Linked DNA regions of Homo sapiens: regions 1, 3, 4, 5 and 6 are each linked to region 2. A link is a contact called in ENCODE Hi-C data. All regions are on one chromosome and are shown on one strand. The core of a region is the stretch at or near the end of the contact, and the rest is flanking DNA. Distances in the headings are between cores, read along the strand shown. Region 1 holds the start of ZNF420 (zinc finger protein 420). Region 2 holds the start of ZNF230-DT (ZNF230 divergent transcript). Region 3 holds the start of ZNF585A (zinc finger protein 585A). Region 4 holds the start of ZNF568 (zinc finger protein 568). Region 5 holds the start of ZNF565 (zinc finger protein 565). Region 6 holds the start of ZNF790 (zinc finger protein 790).

Region 1 (4,991 bases), core at 1,552-4,051, 6.9 Mb after region 2:
AAATTAGAAATCAGTAACAAAAGATCTCTGGAAGATCCTCAAAATATTTGAAAACATGACACATCAAAATAACCTATAAGTCAAGAAATCAAAGGGGCAAATTAGAAAGGATTTTGAACTGAAGGTAGAATAAATGAAACAAGATTGGAAAGTAATCGCTTTTTTTTTTTTTTTTTTGAGACAGAGTCTCGCTCTGTTGCCCAGGCTGGAGTGCAGTGGCGCAATCTCGGCTCACTGCAAGCTCTGCCTCCCAGGTTCACGCCATTCTCCTGCCTCAGTCTCCCGAGTAGCTGGGACTATGTGCATCCACCACCACGCCCAACTAATTTTTTTTTTTTAATTTTTAGTACAGACGGGGTTTCACCTTTTTCCAGGATGGTTTCGATCTCCTAACCTCGTTCCATCCGCCTCGGCCTCCCAAAGTGCTGGGATTATAGGCATGAGCCACCACACCTGGCCGTGATCGTTTTTAAGCTAGGCATATTCATTATACTTTTGTGTACATTTGAAACTTTCCATAACAAGCTAAAAAAAGTTAAAAAATCAAAATGGTGCTGTATCAGAAATAACACAATAGAGCTCTTTCCCTTTTTAAATAACACAATAGAGCTATTTCTCTCTTCCCCTTTTTAAATCCATGAGTCTCAAATCCATTCTTCGTAAATTTAACCACTATTGGGGAAGCATCTATCCCGATTAATGGCACATTTTCTTTGCTCTCAATCTACCAAAAATTGCCTTGCCCCTCTATCATTTGAGAAGGCAAGAAATTTCAAAAAGAAAACAAAAATGTCTATGTCCTGTAATAACAAAGGTATTTCAGGAAACAAAGAGGAAATACTCACCTTGGACATTGCTACTGAAACAGCCATTCTTTCTCCTCTGGGCTCTACTCTCAGAAAAAGAAAAATGGAATGAGATATTAGGCCTTTCTTGGGGAATATGCTAAATTATAACATACCCTCTTCCTCCATCCTCTTAATCTCATTTAACATAAAGAAAAGTCAGGAGGAGACTAGAATAAGTCTTCTACCTTCTGTATCAGAAAGAAGGGCCAGGTCACAGCTGTCTTGGGCTTGAATTTATTTCTGTATTCAAAGCTGTACACTGGAGACAGTCCTGCAGTGGGGTGCTTCAGGTTCAGAACTGGGTGGCTGTCTCCTAAAGCACTCCCTCTGAAACTATTCCCACTCCTGGAGTCCCATTATATTTCCAGTGGCCTATTTATTTATTTATTTAGAGAATGAGTTTCACTCTTGTTGCCCAGGCTGGAGTGCAGTGGCTTGATCTTGGCTCACTGCAACCTCCGCCTCCCGGGTTCAAGCAATTCTCCTGCCTCAGCCTCCTAAGTAGCTGGGATTACAGGCATGCGCCACCACGCCCAGCTAATTTTGTATTTTTAGTAGAGGTCATGGTGAAACCATGACCTCAGGTAATCCACCCGCCTCTGCCTCCCAAAGCGCTGGGATTACAGATGTGAGCCACCGCGCACAGCATCCAGTGGCTGTCTTGAAGGTATTATCAGCCCTAAAATTCTCATCCTAAGACCAGGTCTGTAACTTGCAAATAACTCCTATTCATCACTCAGGTGTCCAAATGTCTGACTTCCTTACTTCTTGCCACTTCCCTGCACCCAATCCCCTTAAGGCTATAAGGCAAGAGGACGCAGGGAAGAAGTCGTGAACTCGTAAGTAACTACATTTCCCAAGGTGAACCGAGGATGGATACAGAAATGAAGCAATACAGGCCATGGATGAAAGGGCAGCCACTGTGGTCAAATCAAAAAGTCCTTAAGTCCTCAGAGCCACATGGGAGGAGCACAGAGCCACATGGGACTCACAATCCATAGGCAGACCTCAGCCCCAAATGAACCCCAGAAATACCAAAAAGAAATTTACTTCTGTACTGGACTAAACCCCCATAAGGTCACAGAATATACAAATGGCCACATAAAGTCACACATAATCACATTTCCACAGTTACACAGCTAGAGGCACAATCACCCAATTATGCTACATTGTTAGACCACCTTGTCTCAAACAAAATCCCATTAAGTACAAGGCATATAATTACATCCAAGCACCTTGTCAGAGACACATACCGCCAAAAACACCCTTTCAAAGCTGCAATTTTAGTCTCTTTACACAGTCATGAAAACAGCACACACAACCCCACAGTCACACACAATCAGACAGTCACCCAACCCAGTACGAAATCAGGGAAACACGCGGTAATAAACACCGTGTCACAGCAACACTGTCACACACCTTAAATTTACTGGCAAATCCATCCCACGATATCAGGTTTACACACAACCTCAAAGTGACACAAGAACATCCAAACACTCTTGTCACAACTGTCACACACTTCATAGTCACAGGCAAACCCCAATTATACACGCGGCACACATAAAATCACAGTCACATAAGTATATCCCAGCCAGGTAAGCAAACAGTCACAAACACCCTCAGAGTCACAACTCACACTCATACAAATGCTCATACACAAAACCACAGCCACACACGTCCAGTCGTGTATGCACAGGCAGTCGCCAATACCAGGCAGGCTGTAGCCTGCACACAAAACCGGAGACACGGCCACACGAGTAACCCCAGCGACGCTTTCTCCGCGCGTGTCCGCTCCGGCATCCCGGACACTCCTACCTTGACAGAGGTGCAGTTCAGGGTCCAAGATCTGGCTCCCGGGTTCCAAGCCCAATTTCGGGTTCGCCAGCCCAGCAGGTGCGGAGCCAAGCTCCTCCACAGACGCGGCCCTCTCCCCACGCGAGGCCTCCAAATCTCGCAAACTAACGGAAATGAAGCTACGCTCCGGGAGCGGTGCCTCTGGGAAATGTAGTCCAGCGCTCCGGACGCCGTGCCTCTGGGAAATGTAGTCCAGCGCTTGGCTAGCCGGCCAGAACGCCAGGAGGCCCGGGCCGCTCACCCCTCGAGGGGCTCGTGGGCTCGGCCTGTGGAACCTGCTTGTCCCGCCTGCAGCGCCCCGGAGGTTTCTGGGAGTGCCCGCCCGCCCGCGCTCAGTGCGCAGGCGTCAGACGCTCAGGGCCTGCGAGAGCGAGCTGAGTGGTCCCAGGGTCTACCCCTGGCAGGAGAGAGGGTGGGACCCGCCGGCCAGGCAGGTGCGGGGGAGGAGCTGGGGCCGGTGCGGGGACCCGCCGGAACCTCGGATTTGCAGAGGACCCTGTGTGTGCCCTCCCAGGCCCTTGGGGTGTGTGTGACAATGGGAGATGCCAGGTGGACTGAGAGTCTTTCCGTGGCCGGGTGTGTATGGTTGTGTTTCTGCCTGTGTGTGATTCTTCCTGCTGTGGGGTGTGAGGTGATTTGTACTTTAAGCTGCGTAGTAATGGGATTTTATAACTGTGTAGAATCGTCTAACAGAGTAAGACGATTTTACACAGATCTCTATTGTGGTTTGCTTATGAAGGGTATCTGTATGTATATCTGCTTTTTTGTGTGTGGCCGTAATTGAGTAACTGGTGATCTGTGTTATATAAACGTGCTTTCTTTGTGCTTGTATTTCAGTGTCTGTAAGGGTGCCAAGAGCAAATGAGCTGTGTGTGATCGTGTGTGACAGTGAAAATACTATGGCCAAGTTATTTCTTCCTTAAATAGTAATGTAATAATCTGGAAAAGATAATCAATTTATCTGACAAGTAATTTAGACATCATTTTTCTATTGGATCAAATATATGTGTTATCGGGAAGAATCCAAAATTAACGTAGTTTTTTCTTTGTTTTTAGAAAGATTATTTCAAAACCAGTCCTAGGGTAACTGCCTTTTCCTCTGCCACAGCAGGCCAAAAGTAGATATCCATTATTTTCTAATTAGAGGGTAAAGTTTCTCTTATTACTGGGTACGGTTGAGAGGCCATCAACTAATAAAATAATAAAACAACGTTATACATAAGAAGAGTGAATTTTAGCACAGTACAGCACTAGTCAGATTTCCCAAATTCTAGGTCAAACACTTGTCCTCATTTTCTGATGAGAAAACCTTGGCCGGCAGAAAGTAACTTAAGGCTGTAGAGTTTGTTGGTAAACCTGAACTTATTTTTACTTACTTCAAGACCTCTTGGCCTTTTATGATTTTTGAATAATCAAAAACTTGTGAACTTCCAGCACAGAGAAGATAGAGTATAATTTCACCACTCCTTCAGAGGGAAAAAAATTAATAAAACTTGGTCTTGCAAGACCATATATCAAATACATTGATCTCTTACCGGTAATGTGACTGGAATAGCAAATTTGGTGATCAGAATTCTTGAGGGAATGAACCTGTGTGTGTGATCAGGCATAGCTATGTGAAATATAGATAATTAAATTGCACTGAGTTAGAGTGGGTCAAAGTCAGGCAAGAATTATGTCCAATTCACATGCACACGTATGTTTATTGCGGCACTATTCACGATAGCAAAGACTTGGAACCAACCCAAATGTCCATCAATGATAGACTGGATTAAGAAAATGTGGCACATATACATCATGGAATACTATGCAGCCATAAAAAAGGATGAGTTCATGTCCTTTATAGGGACATGGATAAAGCTGGAAACCATCATTCTTAGCAAACTATCGCAAGGACAGAAAACCAAACACCACATGTTCTCACTCATAGGTGGGAATTGAACAATGAGAACACTTGGACACAGGGTAAGGAACATCACACACTGGGGCCTGTCAGGGAGTGGGGGTAGGGGGAGGGGTAGCATTAGGAGATATATCTAATGTAAATGATGAGTTAACAGGTGCAGCACACCAACATGGCACATGTATACATATGTAACAAACCTGCACGTTGTGCACATGTACCCTAGAACTTAAAGTATAATAAATAAATAAAAATAAAAATAAAAAAGAATTATGTCCAATTATATATGGGAGATATATACTGGGTTTTGTTTTTTTTTTTAGGAGGTGACAGACACATTCTGGTTTCAAATTGAACAGCATGCATTGATCTTGAGCCGCATCTGT
Region 2 (4,354 bases), core at 953-3,452:
CGCTCACTGCAAGCTCCGCCTCCCGGGCTCACGCCTTTCTCCTGCCTCAGCCTCTGGAGTAGCTGGGACCACAACTGCCTGCCACCATGCCCAGCTAATTTTTTGTATTTTTTTTTTTAGTAGAGATGGGGTTTCACCATGTTGGCCAGGATGGTCTCGATCTCCTGACCTCGTGATCCACCCGCCTCGGCCTCCCAAAGTGCTGGGATTACAGGCGTGAGCCACCGCGCCCAGCAAAAATATTTTAGATATCAGGAAATAGTCATAAGGATAATGGGAATAATAAAATTGAGCATTATATAATATGGCAGTTCACTAGTTTATTCTTTTTTTTTTTTTTTTTTTTGAGTCTCACTCTGTTGCCCAGGCTGGAGTGCAGTGGCGTGATCTTGGCTCACTGCAACCTCCACCTCCCGGGTTTAAGCAATTCTCCTGCCTCAGCCTCTAGAGTAGCTGGGACTACAGGCACGTGCCATCACGCCCGGCTAATATTTGTATTTTTGGTAGAGATGGGGTTTCACCATGTTGGCCAGGCTGGTCTCAAACTACTGACCTCAAGTGATCCACCTGCCTTGGCCTCCCAAAGTGCTGGGATTATAGGCATGAGCCACCACAACCAGCCTCACTAGTTTAGTCTCTATTAGCAATATTTAAAATTTTCTATAGTTAAAAGACATATGGGAAAACACATTAAAATATAACAATTTTTAAAAAAATGTTTATCAACAAATATAGAAGTAGACACAAAGAAAGACAAAAGAAATCAATTAGAAGCTTAACAGTTACTACCTTTACATCTTGGATACATGGGTAATTAAAAAACTTTTTCTACTCTCATTTCTCCTATTTCAGACTTTTCCACAATGATACAGTTCCACAACAGTACGAAATACTTGGAAAACATGAAACAAAATAGTTGAGAAATTTTTAAAAATTCCTAGACGTCCAAGCCCACGAGCCTTGCTCTCAACGTCCTTTCAATCAGGTCCTAACTTGCTTTCCCTACGAGTCCAGCTAGTTCCTCTGCCTCAATGAGAATGTATCCAAGAGGTGATCAACTCAGGCTCTGACCTGGACTGCCTAGGTGCCAACCCCAGCTCTACCTCTCACTAGTTGGCTGCTATGCACCCTGTGTCTCACTCTCATTTTTAAAACAAAGAAAAGCAATACTTCACAGAGCCACAGTGTGGCCTAAATTTATTTGTATAAAGCACTTAGAATGAAGTTACCAATTACGGCTTAATGATTATCAACACCCATTCCCGAGGACACACTCTCGGTTGGGTGAACATCTCTATAAAGGAAAAAAGCCAAGGACCAATCACATAGAGATTTGCCCTCAGTAGCCAAGAAGTCCCCTCCCTGCAGCTCTTTTAGAAAGGTCAGGCTGGGGAAGGCGAAAGTTGTGAAATACCCTGACTGCATCGCGGTCCCCCATAAAAGTTAAATGCTCCCCGCCCTTCGTGGAAGCGGACGCAACTCGCTTTCCTAAAAAGAGGTCAGAAGGCCTCCCGGGATCATCCAGCGTCCTGCAGGGATTAGGGAGAAGGACCAGGGCCCCTGCAGCTGAAGCTATGACTCCACCCGGGGACCTGACCTCTTCGGGAAGTTAACAAGAGACCACCAGTCACCAAGTGACAGGGACTGCTTTAAGGTTCTCATTTGCGTTATCTCTTTCAGTTCCCAAAAACGATTCTACTAGGATGGTTCTAATGTCCCCATTACCAAAAACAGCAATGGAAAGTATAAGGACATTGAGTAACACTCCACGTCACACTGCGAGAAAGCGGTCGCACAGGTAGGGTGGAGAGAGGCAGGCTGAGCGAGGTCAAAGTCCTGGAAACGCTCACAGCAGGGCACAGAGGACCCCGCCAATTCCAACCCCCGGGATGCGAGCACAGCACCCCCATCCCAGAAAGCTTCCGTGGACGGGAAAAAAACCCCATTCCCCGCCCCCACCAAACCTCCGCTCTCCGCCAAGGCTTCTTTTCCCTTGCTTGGATCATCGATCATCGGGTCGTTGCGACCCCAAGCGAAGGTGACAAGTTCAGAAGGACCCGCCAGACGCAGAAATGGCTCAAACTACGCGGTTATGTAGCAACCGCAGGCTCACACACCGGAAGTGCTCGCGTCTCCACAGAGCGTCTGGACTCCACTTCCCAGAATTCCCCGGTTCAACTGCTTGAGCCAAAGGGTCCGCCATTCCATGAAGTTGATGGACTACAGTTCCCAGAATTCACTCGTCCACCCGCCTGAGCCAACTTGCCCGCGACTCAGAGTGTGTCTGGACTCCGCTTCCTCCAATGCCAAAGGAAAATGTCTATAATCTCACTCTTCAGCGGGAAGCGTTGGACTCCGCGGTGGTCCTTGACTACACACACCGCAGTGCCCACCGGGAACGTATTCCATATCTCTGAGCGCCTGGTGGGGAATGTGGACTGTGACCCTGTGAGTCGTCCGTCTCTCTTCCTGAGTCTTTGAGCGAAAATAGTGTATAGACAGGAATTCCTGAAGTCTAAACGCCTCCCACGATGACAGGAGTGTTATTGGGAAGAGAACAAACGAGGAGATAAAATCTTCAAGGATTAGGATAATCTGACGATGGGAGGTTAAAACTAACGGTTTAAAGGATGAGCCAGGTGGAATGGTTTGGCAGGGGCAATGAGGAGCAGGAAGACACCAGCCCCTACTCCAGAAGCTGTGGGACCACTGGTTTGGCAGGAAAAGCCACCCCCATTTAAGATCACAGCTACTAGTGGAGAAGCGGTGTCGTCATGGAATAGCTATCTTCCCATAAACTTTTCATGGTATTCATATTTCTCCTTAGATGTAGAAACATCAAATTTCAGCGAATGTAGTGAATTGCTCAGTACCTCAGAGCAATAATGACTGATGAAGAGCTAGGCATTGGTATCAATCTTACATTGAGATTGTAAATGCAGTAAAACGGGAGGATTCTATAGGTGAAGGAGCATGTCTTATAAAGAGTTTTCTTCCTGGCCAAGCGCAGTGGCTCAAACCTGTAATGCCAACCCTTTGGGAGGCCAGGGCAGGACGTTCCCTTGAGCTCAGGAATTGGAGACCAGACAGGGAAATACAGGGAGACTTCGTCTCTATAAAAATTTTTTTTTAACTGGCCAGGCATGGTGGCCTGATCTTGGGACTACAAGTTCCAAGTACTCAGGAGGCTGAGGTGGGAGGATTGCTGAAGCCCAGGAGTTTGATTGAGGCTGCAGTGAGCTATGATGCCACCACTGCCCTCCAGCCTAGGCAACAGATACCTCAATAATTAAAGATTTTTTTTTTTAAGTTTCTTCTTATTTCTTGGTGAAACATAATTTCTTTATTATAGTTAGCAATTTAAAAACTGGCATTGGTTAAAAAATAATAACAGTATAAAGCTAAATTAGGAAACAATTCATCTAAAAACCTGCTCTTTTGAAGGTAACTTTTTTTCTCCCTATAAACATACATTGGCCTATAAACCAATATTCTTCTTTTTAAAAAAAATGGAGTCTACTGTTTACCTATTTTTCTAAACTAAAAACTTTTCAAAATTTTGTTTAGACACAAAAATAAGGTGACTGTGCCAAACTTTTGATGCCAAACATCCGCTCTCTGAAAATTGAGTGATCACTATTCATATGCCAGTTATAGCTGTATCCTTGATCTACTCTGCCTTCCCGAAAGATAAGATGTATTGACACACTCAATCGTAGCATGCAGGGAACTGAGCCTAAAAGGTTAGGGGCACTTGGCATCAAAGGTCCCTTCTGCTTCCCAGGTCCGTGCACTCTGGGTCTGTGTTGGGAGGAGCAGCCTCTATGATCTCCTAGATGCCTTTGGGGTCATTCTTCCAGTGTTAATGGACAGCAGGTCCTGGCTTCTGTTGACATGACCAATCCAAACTAATCTCCTAAATCAGTTGCTTATCTCTACCGTTGTTTTATCCAGAACAGGTTTTCTAATTTTTTTTTCCAAAGTAGATAGGCTGTGAATTTTTAAAATTCTTAGTTCTGTTTCCCTTTTAATTAATAATTCTGACTTTCTGTGGTGTCCCTCCCACATGTGGGAATTCTGGGAGATACAATTCAAGCTGAGATTTGGGTGGGGACACATCCAAACCATGCCATTGATGACACTGACAAAAACAACAGGGAAAGGACTCCCTATTCAATAAGTGCTGCTGGGATAACTGGCTAGCCATATGCAGAAGATTGAAACTGGTCCCCTTCCTTACACCTTATACAAAAATGAAGCTGGGCGCTGTGGCTCACCTCTGTAAAAATGGGTAATAATGTCCCCACTTTTAGTTACTTGAGTCTTTTTTAGTCAGTCCTGCTAAAGTTTTCAC
Region 3 (4,434 bases), core at 633-3,132, 6.8 Mb after region 2:
CATTACAGGGCTGCTTCCTTCGCTGTAAACACATTAGGACCATGAGTTGTGACTTGCAATGAATGTGCCTTGCTAGTGTCAAGATGGAGCTGAACTTAAAATGGTGTCACTCTGGGTCTCCTAGGTTTCATCTTCCCTAACACTATGACCACACCTGCTGTCTTCTTGATGTTTCCTTGTAAATGTTTTTAATTCCTTTCTTTTTAAATTAGAAATTTACTATGAAAATTTCACACAAATACTATGGAAGAGAACATTATAATGAGTTCTGTCTACTTATCACTCTGCTTTAACATTTATCAACATTTTCTTTTGCAATACCATATACCCCTTCTCAGTGGAGTTTTTTTTTTCTCAGTGGAGTTTTTAAAGCTAATATTATTCCACCCATAAATATTTCCACACGAATCCCTAAAAGTTAAGTCATCTTCTTTTTAACAGAGCTGCATTACTGACAAAATCAACAGTAATTCTTAGCCCCTTGGTAGAAATTGTGTGTTTACTAACGGACTTCCACAGATGTTTCCTTAGACCGTCCTTTCGGAGAAGAAAGAAAACCTGAGATCAGCAGAGTCTAATTCTCTAAACATATTTTTAAGCCGAGTCCCAGAGACAGACATAACTGGCCTGAAGGCATCCAGCATGCCCACATCAGAGTGTAGGTTCAATTCCCTGAAAACAAGTTTCCCACCTGCTGGAACTGAACACATTGGGTAGTAATTTCCCACCACTGTTCAGGTAGAACTTCCTGTCAGAAGCTGAGCTGTGAATCATGTTTAGGAGTTCACCAAGTGAAAGGAATTGTATCTTTACAACTCCTCATCCACACCCTCCAAAAAGGGGAGTAAGGAGGTTTCAGAATTTCCACAGAGGAGAAGCTAAGGGTCAGAGACTGCACTTAAAGCTTCATTGACATGGTAAGGCGATTGTTATTAATTATATTTTAACTTCAAGGTAAATAAAAACAGTCTTCTTTAGGTGCTTTTAGTAACACGTTGGCCATACTAAAGACTATTAGTGTTGTTATTATTGCTGCCTACTATAGTTGCACTTGAGGTATTTAGTGTGGAGGGTAATGGGTGATTCAAATCTCTATTCACCTTCCCACCCGACCCAGCCCTTCAGAAGGGGACGCCCGGACTTCTCCTCCCTCCTCTGGTGGTATCTCCCAGGAGAGGATTGTATTAATACTATTGGACTTCTACCCTATTTCCCAAGGCGGTTTCTCCCATTAAAAGTTGTACCACTCTTCCTGCAGCCTACTACTCATTCAGATGTCTCTCAGACTTTCAGGGTGGTTTCACTCAAGAGATGACTCCCCTAGTGACCTTTCCACCTTTTCCCTGAATGGCGTCTGTAAAAAATGGACTGTACTATCCTGATTCCTCCTATCATCTGCCTGTGGTTTCTCCCAGGATCCCCTTCACTTGGTGATTTTTCCCTGGCTCCTCTATTCCCTGGTAATTATTATCCTCAGTGTCCTGTATTCAGAAAGGTAACTTAGCTTTTCTAAATATAACATACAGCACCAGACCCACATTTCCAGTAACTTTCTCCTCCGAAATAGAAGCCTAGTCAGACAAGGGTCACACTCCAGCATCCTATGTAACTATACCTGCCTCGCTCTAGGAAACCCTGCCAGCGGCCAATTCCTCTGCTCTACGGAATGGATATGCTTTCAAAATGGCGGCCCACGCGAATAAACACCATAAGGGCGCGGCCATGTTCTCTGCCGGACAGCGCCACATTACGGAACCTGTGCGCTGTGTCTGCGCCCTGTTGACTGTTCGAGGAAACTGGCTTCCAAGTTTATTCAGAGCATGCGCCATATCAACAGCCTACAAAGGGGAGGTGCTAGAAGTCGGACCGGAAGTGGAAGTGGTCTTCCAAGGCTTTTTTGCCGCTGGTGTCAGGAGTATTTTCATATTCCAATACCGATAAATCTTTGAGGTGATTTTGGTTGATCACGATTGGGGTTTCTGTGGAGCCAGTAATAGGGGGTGTCGAGGTTGCCTGTGGAGTTAGTGATTGCGGTTTCAGGCTTCGGTGATGGGGTTCTGTGGCGTCCGTTGTTGATTGTGACGGATTTCTCAGGTCATTGATGGAGCTCTTTGGGATGAGTGATTGAGGTTTGGGGGTCAGTGATGGGAGTCTGTGGTCAGTGACAGAGCCTGTAGGGTCAGTTATGGTGATCGGTGAGGACTGTAATCAGCTTGCTTTCTAACCTGAGTTGAAAGTTCAGCTTTTTAATTTTCAGTCTTCTTTAATATAAAAATTCTCAAGTTTTGGTGAATCTTTGTATTAAAAATTGTTCAAATCTAAGTGGTTTTTTCTTTGATCCATGAGTTATTTAGAAGTTCCTTTTTAAAGTAATGTCTGTTTAATGGTCAAATTGAAAAATTGCTTTATGACCTAGTTCGTGGTCAGTTTTCATGAATGTCACATCTATTACATAGAAACAGTGTACTATGTTCTCTAATTGTATTGTTATAGATATTAATTAAGCATATATTCAAAAAATATATCTGTCTCCTCACAGATTATTTTGTCTGCTTAATTACAGAGGAAGGTAAAGTACTCAACTCTGGAAAGGTTATTTGTCCATTTGTCCTTCTTTTTCTGCTTTATATATGTGAAATTATTAGGAATAACTATGTGCACTTTTTTTTTTTTTGAGATGGAGTCTCGCTCTGTCACCCAAGTTGGAGTGCAGTGGCGCGATCTCAGCTCACTGCAACCTCTGCCTAGTGGGTTCAACGGATTCTCCTGCCTCAGCCTCCAGAGTAGCTGGGATTAGAGGCACCCGCCACCACGCCCAGCTAATTTTTTGTATTTTTTAGTAGAGACGGGGATTCACCATGTTGGCCAGGCTGGTCTCAAACTCCTGACCTCAGGTGATCTACCTGCCTCCGCCTCCCAGAGTGCTGGGATTACAGGCGTGAGCCACTGCGCCCGGCATATGTGCATTTTTAATACTTTATAGATATGACTAAGTAGCTCAAAATATAACAATTCAAGCTTATACCAACAATTTATAAAATAACTCATTTTCCCAGATGCTTTTCCAGCAGTGGATATTGTTGCATTTTAAAAGTTTTTAAAATTTTGAGGGAAAATTATATCTAATTGCTCCAATGCATTTTCCAGTTACTAAAGTTGGCATCTTATTTGGTTAATTGCCATTTGTTTCCTTTTCTGTGAATTTTCATATCTTTTGTCCTACTTTTTTTTGTGGTATATTTTAACATAAAGTTAGGAAATATCATCTAATCAAAAGTATCTGATTTTTCTGTTACAGAGTCTGTGTTTCCTCTCACGTGTAATAAGATCCCTCCCAGCCCACCACAGTGTTATACACATGTATACTTCTAAAATTTATTTTAATAGTCTTTGTGATTTAACAAATACACATAATTAAGTGATCAGTCCTGCTGGCATTTGCCTACTGAATAGTGTGTGATGGAGATCTAGTTTGTTTTTTTCCAGGTGGCCAGCCAGTTATATCACTGCATTATATCACTGCCATTTATGCAATGAATGTCTTATGCACACTCATTTGAATACCACTTTTATCACATATATAGATCAATATTGTCTGGTATATTTATTGTTTTACTTGTTTTTATTACATTGTTTTTATATTGTTTTAATATCTGATAATGCATGGTAATCGCTGATATGTATTGTATGATTTTTGTGTGCCTGGGAGGTGTTGAGTACTTTACAAGTATTATCTCATTTAATTTTTGTAACTTTGAGATAAGCATTTTCATCCTCATTTCTGAAATTAAAAGTGAAGAAATGGCTGGGCGCAGTGGCTCACGCCTGTAATCCCAGCACTTTGGGAGGCAGAGGCGAGCGGATCAGGAGGTCAGGAGATCCAGACCATCCTGGCCAACATGGTGAAACCTCGTCTTTACCAAAAATTAGCTGGACATGGTGGCGCATGCCTGTAATCCCAGCTACTTGGGAGGCTGAGGCAGGAGAATTGCTTGAACCTGGGAGGCAGAGCTTGCAGTGAGCCGAGATCGCACCACTGCACTCCAGCCTGGCGACAGAGCGAGACTCCGTCTCAAAAGAAAGTGAAGAAACTTCTGTTCTCATAGGTGAAAAGTGTCAGAGCTGCAGTTCAAATCTGCAGTAACATTACTCCATCTCTCATGACTTTTCCCATATTTCACCGTAACTAATACCTATCACAGATTTTGTTAAATTTTATGTTCTCCTCAGCGCTGGTTCTCAAAGTGTGGTCCCTGTACTGACAGCATCAGCGTTTCCTGGGCACCAGTTAGAAACGAAACTTTTTGGGTTCTACTTTAGACCTACTGAATCAGAAACTGTGGAGTAGGCTGAGAATTTTTAACTGTGTTTCATTTAACAGGTCCTCCAGGTAACTTGAATGCATACCCATTTGAGAACCACTGCTTTGGTTTC
Region 4 (4,582 bases), core at 762-3,261, 7.1 Mb after region 2:
CATGGGGGGTCTTGAAACCAACCCCTCCTGGATACGAACTGTATATAGAATAAATGAGCTACTACTACTAATTTGGGGATTTAAAACTAGAAGAGAATAGGCTGGGCATGGTGGCTTACGCCTGTAATCCCAGCACTTTGGGAGGCTGAGGTCGGCAAATCACGAGGTCAGGAGATCTACCATGGTGGCTAACATGGTGAAACCCTGTCTCTGCTAAAAATACAAAAAATCAGCCGGGCGTGGTGGCGCGTCTGTAGTCCCAGCTACTCGGGAGGCTGAGGCAGGAGAATCGCTTGAACTCGGGAGGCGGAGTTTGCAGTGAGCCGAGACCGTGCCACTGCACTCCAGCCTGGGTGACAGAGCGAGACTCCGTCTCAAAAAAACAAAACAAAACAACAACAACAACAAAAACTAGAAGAAAATAATATATGAGACAAGAATAACACAGAAATTGGTGGATATTTTGGAGTTCAAGTATTTTAAAGTCTTAAGGTTGAGTTTTGTTAAGCATGCATATTAAAAAAGGATAATAGCAGAAACCAACCTAGGGGAGAAAAAGGGATAAGGTGAATTTGCACAATAAAAAAAGATATATGTGCAACTATTATATGTCAATCAAAAATGTTTAAGGCGTAATAGAAAATAAAACATTTTTTATGAGCAATCATGATAAATGCCACTGAACTATACTCACCTATTAAAATAACAGTCAAACAAGATAAACGGATGTAAGCCCAGCAATATGCTCTTTACAAGACACAGATCTGAAACATAAAGACACAAGGGGGTTAGAAAATGAAATTCTTAAGAAATACAATAAAACTTGAAAAGCAATATTATCAGACAAAAGAGAACCCGGACTAAAAGGCATTCACCAGGATAAAGAGGTATGTTTCTTAAGGTGGTAGACTGGAATTTTAGTCCAATTCCTCACACCCTCTAATAGATTATTATTCATACTCTTTGCGAGGTAACTTTGCTCTCCAACTGTGGGCATAATTGATTTTAGGCTTAGCCATGTGACTTGCTCTGGTTGAGGCAATCTCTCTTGCGCTCTGGTGACCCATCAGGAGCAGAGCATGCCCTGGCAACAAATGTCCTTTTGGCCTGAGACCCTGAAAGAACACATGCGGCGCAGATCTTAACTCGTCACGCAGCCTATCCACTCAGCCAAGCCCCACCTAGATCAGCTGAACACAGTCAATGCGCAAGCCTGTGAACAGGAGAGTAAGGACTTGCTGTTGTATGGCATTGAGTTCAGGGGTGGTTTTTAGACATAATTATTATCATGGCAATAGCTAACTAACATACATAAAAGCAGCAAGTCATAAGATAATAATGAACCTGAAAAGTTCGCCAAGGAATAGTGGAAAATTACAAAGGGCCAAGGGCTACTAGGGTAAAAAAGACAGCAAAGAAGACTACAGAGGAGTGGCCAACAAGGAGGGAGGATCAGTAGAAAACAAATAAGTGTTTTTCAAGCCGTTACCAACTGTGCCAAATGCTACAGAAAAGCCAGCTCAAGACAAGAACTACTAGACATATTACAATCACGCACACTTCGCCACGTTCACACTCGCTACAGCCTTAATCATAATCACACACATATCACACATTTCATCATAATCCCGCGCAACCAAATATCACAATCACCCCATCAGATTATTCGTGCCGTCACACTCACACACACAACCACACACCCACACTAACTCCCATCACAGTTTTTTGTCCCATCAACTGCAACCACTCACCATTAGCGTACCCTGAGCACTCCCCACTGCCGCTACTCGGGACACTCTGGGCCTTAGAGGATCCGTGTCCCGTCAACCGCGAGTCCCTTGCTCGCCCCCTGCTGCGGGGACTCGGCAGCGTCACCTGCCGGAAACACCCGAATGTTCATCCCGCGCGCAGTTTCTGAGATGCTGGGTGAAGGCGACCCGCAGATAGGTCTGTGACAGACGCCTAAAGCGCCGAACCATCCCTCCGCGCCAGCGACGTTTCCGAGGACAACACCTCCCAGCAGGCCCCGCGGCCCCACTCAACTTCCGGCCAGAACACATCTGCTTTCCTGTGTGAGGGTGAGGCTTGGGCCGGGTTCCCCGGGAGGCTCATCTCCATTGCGCAGCGCTACGGCGACCCGCAACTCCGAGGCTCGGCTGGATGTTGAGAGTTGAGGGAGCAGCCGTTTCGGGTGGGCCCAGGCGAGGAGCTGACAGGAATCGGCGTGGGTCCCGCTCTGGACTACATTTCCCAGAGGGCCTGGTGGCCTGCCACTTTTCTCGCAGGAATTCGAACGTTTCGTCACTCCTGGCGGGACCCTTAGATCTGGGAGGTGAGATATTTTGGTCCCCAGGAGAACTGGCTCAGGTCTGCAAGTTCCCATCCGGGATGACTGGAAAGGGCTTAGGTGAGGATACCGAAGACCGATGGGGAGCTGGCGCCTTGGGCCCCTGCGGGCGGAGCGGCCTGAAAGGTGGAGGTTGTGTTTGGGAGGCCGAGGCAGGAGGATCACGAGGTCAAGAGATCGAGACCATCCTGGCCAACATGGTGAAACCCCATCTCTACTAAAAATACAAAAATTAGCTAGGCATGGTGGCGCGCGCCTGTAATCCCAGCTACTCGCAGGCTGAGGCAGGAGAATCACTTGAACCCGGGAGGCGGAGGTTGCAGTGAGCCGAGATCGCACCACTGCACTCCAGCCTGGCGACAGGGCAAGACTCTGTCCCCACCCCACCCCACCCCCCCAAAAAAAGAGGGGAGGTTGTGAAATTGTCTGGGAGATAATAACACTGCGGCTTATGTGCGGATATGGGATACCTGTCACTGTGGGGGTTGTGGCTGTGTGTTCCCGTGGTGATGTGTGATTGTGACTCTGCGACAGTGTGGGGTGCCTACGATTGTGCAGCTGTAATTGTGTGTTTCCTATGGTGTGTATGTGATTGTAACTGTGTTGCCGTGTGTGGCTCCTTGTGGGCAGGTGAGACGTGCATGTCGCCTTAAGTGTGACTGTCCCTAAATGTATGTGGCATTCTGTGTATGAGTATGGGGTCCTGTCAACTATGCGATTGTGACTCCAGAACTCTGTCTCTAGGAAACCTCTCTGAGGTCTGGTCAGATTCCAACCCTGGACAGCAGTGAACACAACCTTTCCCCTGAGCCACTGGAATTGGACAGAATGCCCCATTCTCCTCTGATCTCCATTCCTCATGTGTGGTGGGTAATGGGGCTGGGGAAGAACTCTTACTTGACTAATCTGGGTACCAAGAAAAACCTGGTGTCTCACAGTTACTCTTCCCTCTCCCAATTTTACCTTTCTCCAGGTGTCACCCAGAAGAGGAGGAAAGAATGCATGATGAACTTCTACAAGCAGTATCCAAGGTGTGTTGGGGTTTCCTCTTTTTCTTCTGAAAATTCTTGCTTAAAGGAATGTCATTTAATTATAGGTCCCTATAATTTTCCCATCACAGAAAAGGATGGTTGCTCCACTTATGCTTGCTGAATTTTCTTCTCAAATATTTATTCTGATTTAAAAATAAAAGGATGATTAATTTAGAGATCTCAAAAACACAGCATTACCAAGAAAAAATAAAATTTAGCCACTCAGATAACTAGGGTTAATATTTTAATGTATTTTCATTATTTGTCAAAAACCAAATTTTATTTCATTTACCATTTGATGTTCTACATTTTTGCAAAAAGAAGTGTCAGAAATATTCTCCCATGTCATCAAATGGTCTTGGGAAATACATTTTTGATGTTTGCAAAAACTATGATATACAAATCAGACATGCCAGACTTTTAAATCCTCATTTGAATATATATCTGTACTTATACCCGCCCACCCCCACAGGTTTGAATTTGGGTTTCCGTGATTAATAATAAAATTGAACATATTCCATATGTTTATTGGTTTTTAGTCATCTTTTGTGACATGTCAGTTCAAATCTTTACTCATTTTTCTCTTGGAATAGCTCTTATTGATTCGTATGAGTTATTTATGTAATCTGGATCTCAGTCCTTTATTGATTGTTTTCCTACTATTTGGACTATTTCATCATTTCCTGTAAGATGATTTTATGATAAGTTCTAATTTTTAAAAAGCTGAGTTTATCAATATTTTTTCTTTATGGTTAGTGCTTTTTGTATCTTTTTAAATAAATCCTTCCCTGTCCCAAGGTCATGCAGATACTCTCCTATATTTATGCTTAAAGCCATAAGTTTCACTTTCATGTTTAGATATTTTATATAGTTGCAACTGGTTTTTGTATATGTTATGAGGTAAGAGTCAGATTCCCCCCTCCTTATTAATACCCAGTTTATCAATACCATATATTGGAAGGTCTATTGTGTTCTCATTGGTCTTCAAATATACCTAGTGTCTATATGTGCATGGGTATGTTTATGAACTCTTTATTCTCTTCCACTGATTTTTTATATTCCTGTGCCAGTATCATACAGTCTTGATTAGCTCGTCTCCCTTGATGGTAATCTGCCTTGTCTTCCTCTGACTGTTTTGTTTTTGGCTTTCTGTAATTTTAGTGTAAGATATATAAATGTGTTTTATTTGTCTGCTTGGGATTTG
Region 5 (4,818 bases), core at 804-3,303, 7.8 Mb after region 2:
CCTAGTTCCAAAAGAGAAAAGCCTGTCCATACTTTTATTAGGATCACATTATTACTATTATTGAGACGGAATCTCGCTCTTGTCCAGGCTGGAGTGCAGTGGCGAGATCTGGGCTCACTGCAACCTCCGCCTCCCAGGTTCAAGCGATTTTCCTGCCTCAGCCTCCGCGGTAGCTCAGATTACAGGCGCCCGCCACCACGCCCGGCTAATTTTTGTATTTTTTTATTTTATTTTTTTTTAGTAGAGACAGGGTTTCACCATGTTGGCCAGGCTCCTCTCGAACTCCTGATCTCAGGTAATCCACCCATCTCGGCCTCCCAAAGTGCTAGGATTACAGGCATGAGCCACCGCACCCGACCAAGATCACAGTAAATTAATACATTCACTTAAGTTTGCGCACACTTCTTAATGTCACATGGTATATTTATTTGTTCACATTTGTTATGCCCCTTAGTAGTATTTTAAAGTTCTTTCCTAATAGTTCTGAACCTTTAAGTTTCTTCCACAATACTTTATCTTTTTACTGCTATTGTAAATATTAGTTTTCTTCAACTATGTATTCTAACTGATATTTGTAAATTAGAAGGCTATTTATTTATAGATATTAACTTGGTACCCAATTACTTTATTTAACTTTTTGTAATTTAAAACTATGTCAATGACGACAGCGGGGGCGGGGTGATTTCCTTAGAAAACGCATCTTTGGAGACGTCAGTAGCATTCTCCATTACTTCACAAAATCCATACAACCTGAGAACGCCTCGACTCATTAAGGAATTAAGACACCTAGGATTTAGTCCAGACTCATAGATAAACACTGCAACAATTAAGCTTTCTTCAAAAAATGAGGATAACTGTGCCTAACCTAAAACCGTTGACTCCCTCATCCTGGGCGCCGTTATATGGGATTGCTTCTCAAAGCGTACAATGCTGTTTAGTCTAGGGCTTTGCTTAACAGCCCTATTTAAGTACCCCAAAGATGGGGATTTGAATAGTCTGAAGTAGGCACCCCGAAACTAAAGTTCCTTCGAAACACTCTCGTTTAATTAAAAAAAAAAGTCACGGTGATTTGCATGCCACTCCAATTAAAAAGAAATGCTTTTATATAAAAACTCGTTTTAAAATTATTCACCACTTAGCTTTTCCACCCCTTCAATTTTCAAGTAAAAAAGACGCTCCAGGAAGATGGCACCGTTATAATTATCAGCACTTTCGACAAGGGAAGTGCAGCTCAAACGTTATACCTCAATGCTGGTCTCCTACATCTCCCTCTTAGGCACAATCACACACAATCCCGCACCCAGTTTCACATTCACTCAACAATCCCAAACATCAGGTCAAACTTTGAGGACAAACTCGGTCACACTCGCTCAAACCCGCCTCAGAGGCCCCCATCTCCGCCCCGCACGTAGGCCAGAAGCTCTTACACCCACTCCCTGCCCTCGCGCCGCGCCCCTAAAGATCAGGAATCCTCCCCTTTAACCTCCCCGGTCCGACCGACCCGAGACGCCCAGATCCCACCTCCTACTTTCGCGCCACGTGGACCCAGGGGCCGTACTGACCCGCGGACAAAGACCAAAATGTCCACTCGGTGCGCTGCGCTTGCGCACTCGGAGAGCGAGGAAGCACTCCCAGAAGTCTCCGCGACGCGGCCCGCCTCGGTCACCGCGGCCAGGCCCAGGCTGGTACTGAATTACCTTCTATTACCAGCAACGTCGCTTCTCAGGCCTTGGACTACATTTCCCTTGAGGCTTTACTGGTCGACTCTCTGTCTCCTCCCCTCCCCCCGCGAACTTGGCCGCCTCCTTCTGTGACGATGGAGCTCTTGAGGTAAGTAGTCCTTTAGCGTCAGATGACTTCAAGCTTGCTGGAAGGTCTGGAGTGGCGACGCCCTCTCCGAAGACTCGTGGGCGCAAAAATGTCAAAACGAGCCAGGCCCCGACTCAGAGATAAGAGAACGCCATTCTGTCCGTGGCCGATCTAGCTCTGGACTACAATTCCCAGAGCCCACAGCGGCCTGACGTTACGTCGTTCTTGACGTCGTGGCGAGCTAGTTAGCTCCGCAAGGACCCGGACGCGACCAGGGGAGGCAGAAGGTGAGGGGTCTGGGAGTCCTGGGCGGGGCCGGGGCGTGTCCGGAGCCTCGAATCTGTGCGCGCAGGCGGGAGCTGGCTGCGGATGCGCCGTTCTGAATGTGTCTTTGTGGCTGTGTGGCTGGGTGTGGGTGTCTGCAACTGTGCACGTGTAACCGCCTGTCTCCAGGGTGTCTGGTGGTTTTTGTGTAACCATGTGTGATAGAGAGTATCGGGGTGCAGGGTCCTTGTGACCGGGGGTGATACTGCGTGTGTCCCCGTTGTATATGTGGCCTGTTCGCCCTGTTCCTGGGGTGTGAGTACAGTTGTGACTGTGTGACCACTGCGGGTGTGCGGTTGTGATTCATGTCTCCAAGGTGTGTGCGTGGTTTTGGTTGTGTGACACTGTGGCCGTGTGCAATTGCCTGTGCCTGTGACTGTGTGGTGACGCCGCTTGTGTATTCCTGTATCCCTTGGTGTGTGTGTTTGTGTGTATGTGTGTGGTGCTGTGTATGCGGGAGTGGGGTGCCACTGCTTGTGTGGGTTGCTTGTGTGAGTGTGACTGTGTGTATGTCCACAGTGAAAGTTCAGTTGTGACTGGGTGCCGTAAAGTACCAGTGATGGCGTGTGTCCCCTGAGTGGGTGTGTGACTGTGACTATATGAGGCATTTGTGGGTGTTGGTGTGTGGGGCTTGTGACTATACGGGAGTAACTGTATCACAGTGGAGAGTAGATTGTGTGACTGGGTGTGTCTTAGCGGGTGTGTGATTGTGACTGGAAAGATATTGTGACTGGAAAGGTATAGAGGTGTCTGTGATTGTGTCCTGTGTCTCAGGAGTGGATGTAGGGCCGGGTGTGGTGGCTCACATCAGCCCTTTGGGAGGCCGAGGTGGGAGGATCACTTGAGCCCAGGAGTTCGAGACCAGCCTGGCCTGTACAAAAAAAAAAAAAAAAAATTAATGGCTGGCACGGTGGCTCACACCTGTAATCCCAGCACTTTGGGAGGCCGAGGCGGGTGGATCACCTGAGGTCAGGAGTTCTAGACCAGCCTGGCCAACACGATAAAACCCTGTCTCTACTAAAAATACAAAAATTAGCTGGGCGTGGTGGCAGGTGCCTGTAATCCCAGCTGCTCAGGGGGCTGAGGCAGGAGAATCGCTTGAACCCAGGAGGCAGAGGTTGCAGTGAGCCGAGATCGCGCCATCGCACTCCAGCCTGGGGGACAAGAGCGAGACTTCGTCTCAAAAACAAACAAACAAAAAATTAAAAATTATCTGAGTGTGGTGGCCCACACCTGTGGTCCCAGCTACCCGGGAAGCTGAGGTGGGAGGATCTCGAGCTTGAGAGGTCAAGGCTGCAGTGAGCCGTGTTTGAACCACTGCATTCCAGTCTAGGTGACAGAGCGAGACCCTGTCTCAAAAAAATAAAAGAGTGGATGTGTGGTTATGTTTGTGTGACACTGACTGTATGTGCAGCACCAAGTGTGCCAGTGACTCTAGTGCTTGACCCATGCAGAACCTTTGAAGTTAGGACAGATTCTGGCCCTGGACAGGAGTGACCTCAGCCTTCTGAGTGACACTGGATTTAGGCAGATGCCTGGTGTTCTGTGACCACACTTCCCTATATGGTAGGTAAGGAGGATGGTGGTTCAAAAATGACCTGGTTGTTCATGATTCCTTGCTCTTAACCCTTCTCCAAGAAAGGTGCCAAGTTCAAGTACATCAGGTTTTATTCTTATTTCTCTGAAATCCTTCTTGTTTTTCAGGACATGCTTTTCTTTCCTTCTTCTGAAACTTCAGAACCACCCCACCACCACCCTCACCCCTACCAAAGTAACCTGGTCTCCAGTATTTGCCATAGGAGTAATTTACTGCGTGCCTTGGAGATGGACTGAAAGGCCTATATCCTCCCTGCTCCCTGCATACCTAATGTTCTTTTAAATTTTTTTCTTTACTTTTCATTTTGAATTTAAGACTTTAAAATGTAGCAACAATAGAATTCCCATTTGCTCTTTTTTTTTTTTTGAGACGGAGTCCTGCTCTGTCACCCATGCTGGAGTGCAGTGCTGTGATCTCAGCTCACTGCAACCTCCACCTCGCAGGCTCAAGCGATTCTCCTGCGTCAGCCTCCTGAGAAGCTGAGATTACAGACAAATGCCATCGTGCCCAGCTGATTTTTTGTAATTTTAGTAGAGACGGGGGGAGGGGGGTTTCACCATGTTGGCCAGACTGGTCTCGAACTCCTGGCCTCAAGTGATCCTCCTCCCTCAGCATCCCAAAGTGCTGGGTTAGAGATGTGAACCACCATGTCTGGTCTCCATTTTCCTTTTTGTAACTCCTTTGACACGCCTAGCCAATTTTTTGTATTTTTAGTAGAGACAGGGTTTCACCATGTTGGCCATTTGTTTTGTAGAGTCTGCAGTGTAGAATGTTCCTCTCTTTGGAATTGTCTGATATTTCCTGTTGATTAAATTCAGATTCTGCCTTTGGGGCAAGAATACTCCGAAAGCGATGTACCCTTCTCGGCGCATCATGCCAGGGACCCACGAGGTCAATTCGTTACACTATGAGTGGTATTAATTTTAACCGCTTGGTTAAGACGGTGATTGCCAGATTTCTCTGCTGCAAAGTCACTGTTTTTCCCATTATAATTGATACATGTCTTGTGAAGAAATACTTTAAGCCTATGTGAATATCCCGTTTCTTATCCTCCTTTCATCTATTAGTCTTATCCGTTGATGACGCTT
Region 6 (4,838 bases), core at 1,375-3,874, 7.2 Mb after region 2:
CATCATATCTTTTTCTTTTCTTTTAATTTTTGAGGTAGGGTCTTGCTTTGTTGCCCAGGCTAGAGTGCAGTGGTGCAATCACAGTTCACTGCAGCCTCAAGCTCCTGGGGAGATCCTACCTGAGTCTACCTCTATTTGTTTGTTGTTGCTTTTTGCTTTTATGTCTTGAGTGTCATGATTTTTCTTGCCTTTTCATGTGTCTTGTAATTTGATGTTGCTGAAAACCATACATCTTTAGGACAGTAGTGAGCAGAAATTAGTTAACATAGCAGGTCTGAGACTACTTATCCTTAGAAAGGCCTGATATGCGAGGTTAGTCTTTGGCTTGCATCTAGAACTTGAATTTCAGATTGGTTCCCACCTTCCTAATAAGTGGCTTACTATGCCTAAACTTTTTGTACAAACAGTATGGTTTATGTTAAACACCCGCTTTCCTTCTGGGAATTTGAAATTCTGGTATGTGTTAGGCACAGACTGCCTATGTGACCAGCCCCCAATAAAAACATAGGGCACTGAATCTATAATAAACTGCCCTGATTGGTAACATCTCACATGTATTGTCACAACTCACTGCTGGGGAACAAATAAATCCCATATAAATTTACTGGGAAAGAACCCTTCGCAGTGTGCACCTGGTTTCCCCTGGACTTTGCCCCATGCGCTTTTTTCTTTACTGATTTTCTTTTGTATCACTTCACTGTGAGCCTCCCAGTGAATCATCAGAGCTTGGGCGTGTAGTGGTTGGTCTTGGGGTCCCCTGCCAGTAGTACCAGGAAAATGATGTTGATGGCTGGATGGGCATACCTTTCCTTCTGTAAGGCCTTTACTATGGGGTTTTCGGTTAATCCAGTTAGGAGTTTAACAACTAATCAAGACAGAAAATTTGTACAATTTGATTGCATTTATATACATTTCACAGCAAGATTAAAACTTTTTTTTCTTTTTTTGAGATGGAGTTTCGCTCTTGTCGCCCAGACTGGAGTGCAGTGGTGTGATCTTGGTTCACTGCAACCTCTGCCTCCTGGGTTCAAGCGATTCTCCTGCCTCAGCCTCCAGAGTAGCTGGGATTACAGGCATGCACCACCACACCTAGCTAATTTTTGTATTATTAGTAGAGACAGGGTTTTACCATGTTAGCCAAGCTGGTCTCGAACTCCTGACCTCAGGTGATCCACCCTCCTCAGCCTCCCAAAGTGCTGGGATTACAGGCGTGAGCCACCGCGTCCAGCTGAGAGATTAAAACTATTAAAGAGCCAAGATATTATTAATACCCTAAAGATCAGCTGGAGCTGGAGCTGGGTATCAGAAATGATCACACAGGTTATGTGCAGTGACTCATGCCTGTAATGCCAGTACTTTGTGAGGCCTACTTGGGAGGATCACTTGAGCCCAGGAGTTCGAGACCAGCCTGGCCAACATGGCGAGACCCTGTCTCTATAAAAATTAGCTGAGTGTGATGGCACACACCTGTAGTCCCAGCTATTCTGGAGGCTGAGGTGGGAGGATCACTTGAGCCAGGGAGGCAGAGGTTGCAGAGAGCCTAGATCGTGCCACTGTACTCCAGCCTGGGTGACAAAGCCAGACCCTGTCTCAAAAAAAACAACAAACAAACAAACAAAAAGAGAAATGATCACATAGAATGGGCATTTGTTCTTGAGATACCAACACTTGTGTGGAGTTATACTGAACTTACACATTTTATGCACTTCAAGTATTTTCTGTTTCACAATAAAAAAAGAAACAACTATTTTAGTTACCTGATAAGTTTGAAAGTACTGAAAAAAATTACTCCTCTGTCAGAAAGTTTAGATGTAGATTGAAATGATGTACATCTAAAAGAGAAGCAAATGAAAACTGGCAAGTGTGTACTTCAGCAAAAAGAATGGCATGAATGGAATTTACAAAACAGTACTAATGTTACTATAAACATTAATTGAAACCAAACACTTTAAGGGCGATTGGAGGATGGGAATAAGGTATTAGGAAGAGTTCTCATGGATTCCCAGACAGGGTACCCCTATAGGGCTGGGCATGTAGCTGTGTCCCATGGATCGTTTCCCCTTCGTTCTATCCCAGGCTGGTACTTGTGGGACAAGAGGTGTCCACCCAGCCGGGCCGAGGCTCGGGCAGAGACGGGACAGACTCGCCACTCGCTTGGCACAGTCTTGTAGGACTTTCCCGCCATGCCACATAGGTCAGAGGCCCACGCAGCGAGCTCCTACTGAAAACCATCGCACCATCCCCCCGGGGCATTTCTGCAGTGTTCCAGGCTCTGGACTACATTTCCCAGGGCCGTCGGGACCAAGGTTACTTCCAGCCTAAGATGGCCTGGGCTTACTGTCCTGTTCCCAGGGCTGGGAGCCTTTTGCAGAGGTAGGGCAGCCTGCATGCCTCCGCTGAAGCTTCCTAAACGCGGCCTGGAATTCTGGAAGCTCTCGGCAGCAGATGTGAGCGGTGTGTGGGCGATGGTCTTTGCCCAGCGAGGGGATGGGGCTCAAATGCAGGGTCCGTTAATGGTGACCGCGGTGTCCGGGGCAGTTAAAGACGGCCCAGGCTCCGGACTACATTTCCCAGAGTGCACCGTTCCCCGGGCAACTTCCTGTCAGCCCTCTGTCCCTTTAGGGTTAATAGAAAGATCGCGGAACCTTCCACCATCAAGGGACCGCAGGGCCGGGTGAGTGATTCCGAGACACAGAAGCCGAATGACTCCGGAGGGCCCGAGGCCGGGGCTGAGGGGAGTGAGGTGCTAATGTCTTTGGAGTTGGTGGCTTTGCCGGCGAGGGAGCGTGGGGGCGAGCGATCGCGATGGGAGCAGTGGATGCGAGAGTGAAATTGATGCAGGAGCTGGGGCCGCGACGGGAGCTTGTGTGTGTGTGTGTGTATGTGTGTGTGTGTGTGTGTGTGCGCGCACGCGCACACGACGTTGACAGGCGCTGTGTGTGACCCTAATGGACTATTTAAATGTGACTGTATGTACGTGATTATGACTGCGTCGCGTTGTGCGTGACCACGTTCGTAAAGGTGGTGATAGCAGCCGCTATGGGGCCAAAAACAAAGAATTGAGCTTTGCGTTGAGTGACAGGCATAGTCCTTCGTGAATGTGTGGGGAGCAGTTTTTGTGCTGGCCCGTAGCTGGATTGGAGTGGGGGCAACCTAGAAGGAGGGGAGAAGAATGGGACACAGTGTAGACAACATAGTTCAAGAGTTTCTCCGTAAATTAGAGCAGAGAAATGGAGCAGCAGGTTGGGGTAGAGGGCTGGGGAAGACGGCTGGGGAACAACCACCCATCAACATGTTGTTGGAAATGAGCCACGAGAGGGGGGAAAAGTCCAGGCAAGGGTAAGTAAACAAGGCTCATCTGTGTGGGTGTAGTTAAAAATGCAAGAATTAAAAAAAATAGAAAAGGGTAATCGCGCTGCAGAGAGTAAACCATGAGCTGAAGATTTCAGATATAGGGGGAAAATACCCTGTGTTTGGTAGAGGTCAACAAAAGTGAGATGTGGTGAGTTATATACAATCTCATGGCAGGAAATTCAAAACTAGAGTTTGTGGAGGGAGGAAGAAAGGTCTGAAGGTAGTGAACAACAAGGAGGCCGGCCATCTGTTCCATTTTCAGACCCACTGGTAAGAGGCTGTAGCTGGGGAAATGTTGAGAGGGCTGCAGAGTCCTCCAGATACAGCCTAGTTTCTGTTAGACTCAGAATGTTAGGGCGTGTTCAAGGAAGTGGTTGAAGATAAAAGAGGAGTTGGTTGTTAATGAATTATGAATTCCATTATGAAGGCATACAGGAAAAGTGTTGAAAGTTGGGAAGAATGAGAAAAGGGGACAAATGAGACTTGATGGTATACAATGTCCGAAAAGACAGTTGACTAGAAATTCTGGGACTTCTTATAGTAGATAAATATAAATACAAGGTTGGATTGACATTTATTCTGGTTGGATTCAAGTCAGTTTTGGAGAGATAGCGTGGGATAGTGAAAGATGATTTCTTGAGTGTGAGAAACAAACTTACCCGTCCCAAAGAATGGACTCAGAGACCCGGAGAACAGCAAAAGTGAGACTTTTAATGATGGTCTTGCAAGATCAGTGTCTGATAGGCACACCCAACAGTTTCAACAAGCAATTTATCCCCTAGTGCACAGGTTCCTCCCCTGGTTCCTCATAGGCTGATAACTATGGGGTCACAATCTTCCCGGATGTTGCCTATTGATTGTTGGGTAGGGGCTTCAGGTGTTTTGTTTTTTGATTTTTGTGAGACAGAGTCTTGTTCTGTCACCAGGCTGGAGTGCAGTGGTGCAATCACGGCTCACTGCAACCTCCGCCTCCCAGGTTCAAGTGGATTCTCCTGCCTCAGCCTCCCGAGTAGCTGGGACTACAGGTGCGTGCCACCACGCCCAGCTAACTTTTCTATTTTTAGTAGAGATGGGGTTTCACCGTGTCGGCCAGGATGGTCTCGATCTCTTGACTTTGTGATCCGCCCGCCTCGGCCTTCCAAACTGCTGGGATTACAGGCGTGAGCCACCGCGCCCAGCCGGTGTGTGTGTGTGTTTTTTTTTTAGGCTTGTCTTGCTGCATTTGGTTGCGGCCCACAATGCACTGCAATCCTAGTTAGCTCAAGGTCTCTTCAATAGTTGACTTATGACCTAAGCAGCTGGGCAGGCTGATAAAAGCAGACAAAATGAGCTATTTTGCAGGCTAGCAAACTTTCATCTTAGACTAAACTTCTTTGGTTTGGGTGAAGGCAACTAAGTGGGGGAAAGGGAGAAAGCGGGAGGCTGACAAGCAGGCATCATCTATCCAAGCAGGGGCCTAGTATATCCTGTTTCTTCTGTAGTTT

What was found. A loop is a pair of places that touch in the nucleus more often than their neighbours do. Pooled maps may share reads with other maps.
Region 1: a pooled map shows a loop between it and region 2 (13-fold over the local background). The contact joins the promoter of ZNF420 here to the promoter of ZNF230-DT in region 2. A Hi-C loop is called at or near these places in 7 of 50 pooled maps.
Region 3: a loop to region 2 is called in a pooled map, with 8 times the contacts of the local background. The contact joins the promoter of ZNF585A here to the promoter of ZNF230-DT in region 2. A Hi-C loop is called at or near these places in 5 of 50 pooled maps.
Region 4: a pooled map shows a loop between it and region 2 (12-fold over the local background). The contact joins the promoter of ZNF568 here to the promoter of ZNF230-DT in region 2. A Hi-C loop is called at or near these places in 6 of 50 pooled maps.
Region 5: a loop to region 2 is called in a pooled map, with 12 times the contacts of the local background. The contact joins the promoter of ZNF565 here to the promoter of ZNF230-DT in region 2. A Hi-C loop is called at or near these places in 7 of 50 pooled maps.
Region 6: a loop to region 2 is called in a pooled map, with 11 times the contacts of the local background. The contact joins the promoter of ZNF790 here to the promoter of ZNF230-DT in region 2. A Hi-C loop is called at or near these places in 4 of 50 pooled maps.

Annotation. Positions count from the first base shown.
Region 1 is chr19:37,076,243-37,081,233 of GRCh38, reverse strand. It overlaps ZNF420 (zinc finger protein 420), which reads right to left and starts at 2,801. Exons shown (of 5, transcript NM_144689.5): 1 at 2,664-2,801; 2 at 846-889. It overlaps LOC105372390 (a long non-coding RNA gene), which reads left to right and starts at 3,037. Exons shown (of 2, transcript XR_001754095.2): 1 at 3,037-3,136; 2 at 4,929-4,991. RefSeq lists an enhancer at 2,726-2,965 and a silencer at 3,056-3,345.
Region 2 is chr19:44,000,718-44,005,071 of GRCh38, reverse strand. It overlaps ZNF230-DT (ZNF230 divergent transcript), which reads left to right and starts at 2,202. Exons shown (of 3, transcript NR_110727.1): 1 at 2,202-2,807. It overlaps ZNF230 (zinc finger protein 230), which reads right to left and starts at 2,115. Exons shown (of 5, transcript NM_006300.4): 1 at 1,965-2,115. RefSeq lists an enhancer at 1,843-2,352.
Region 3 is chr19:37,170,143-37,174,576 of GRCh38, reverse strand. It overlaps ZNF585A (zinc finger protein 585A), which reads left to right and starts at 1,882. Exons shown (of 5, transcript NM_001288800.2): 1 at 1,882-1,950. RefSeq lists enhancers at 1,656-1,950, 1,792-1,981.
Region 4 is chr19:36,913,761-36,918,342 of GRCh38, reverse strand. ZNF568 (zinc finger protein 568) reads right to left here and starts at 2,011. Exons shown (of 7, transcript NM_198539.4): 1 at 1,752-2,011; 2 at 695-764. ZNF829 (zinc finger protein 829) reads left to right here and starts at 2,052. Exons shown (of 6, transcript NM_001037232.4): 1 at 2,052-2,332; 2 at 3,092-3,213; 3 at 3,321-3,378. The coding sequence starts at 3,176. RefSeq lists enhancers at 1,927-2,306, 2,367-2,416.
Region 5 is chr19:36,211,900-36,216,717 of GRCh38, reverse strand. ZNF565 (zinc finger protein 565) reads left to right here and starts at 2,053. Exons shown (of 5, transcript NM_152477.5): 1 at 2,053-2,096. It overlaps ZNF146 (zinc finger protein 146), which reads right to left and starts at 1,612. Exons shown (of 4, transcript NM_007145.3): 1 at 1,522-1,612. RefSeq lists enhancers at 1,369-1,558, 1,669-2,098.
Region 6 is chr19:36,836,173-36,841,010 of GRCh38, reverse strand. It overlaps ZNF790 (zinc finger protein 790), which reads left to right and starts at 2,624. Exons shown (of 5, transcript NM_206894.4): 1 at 2,624-2,674.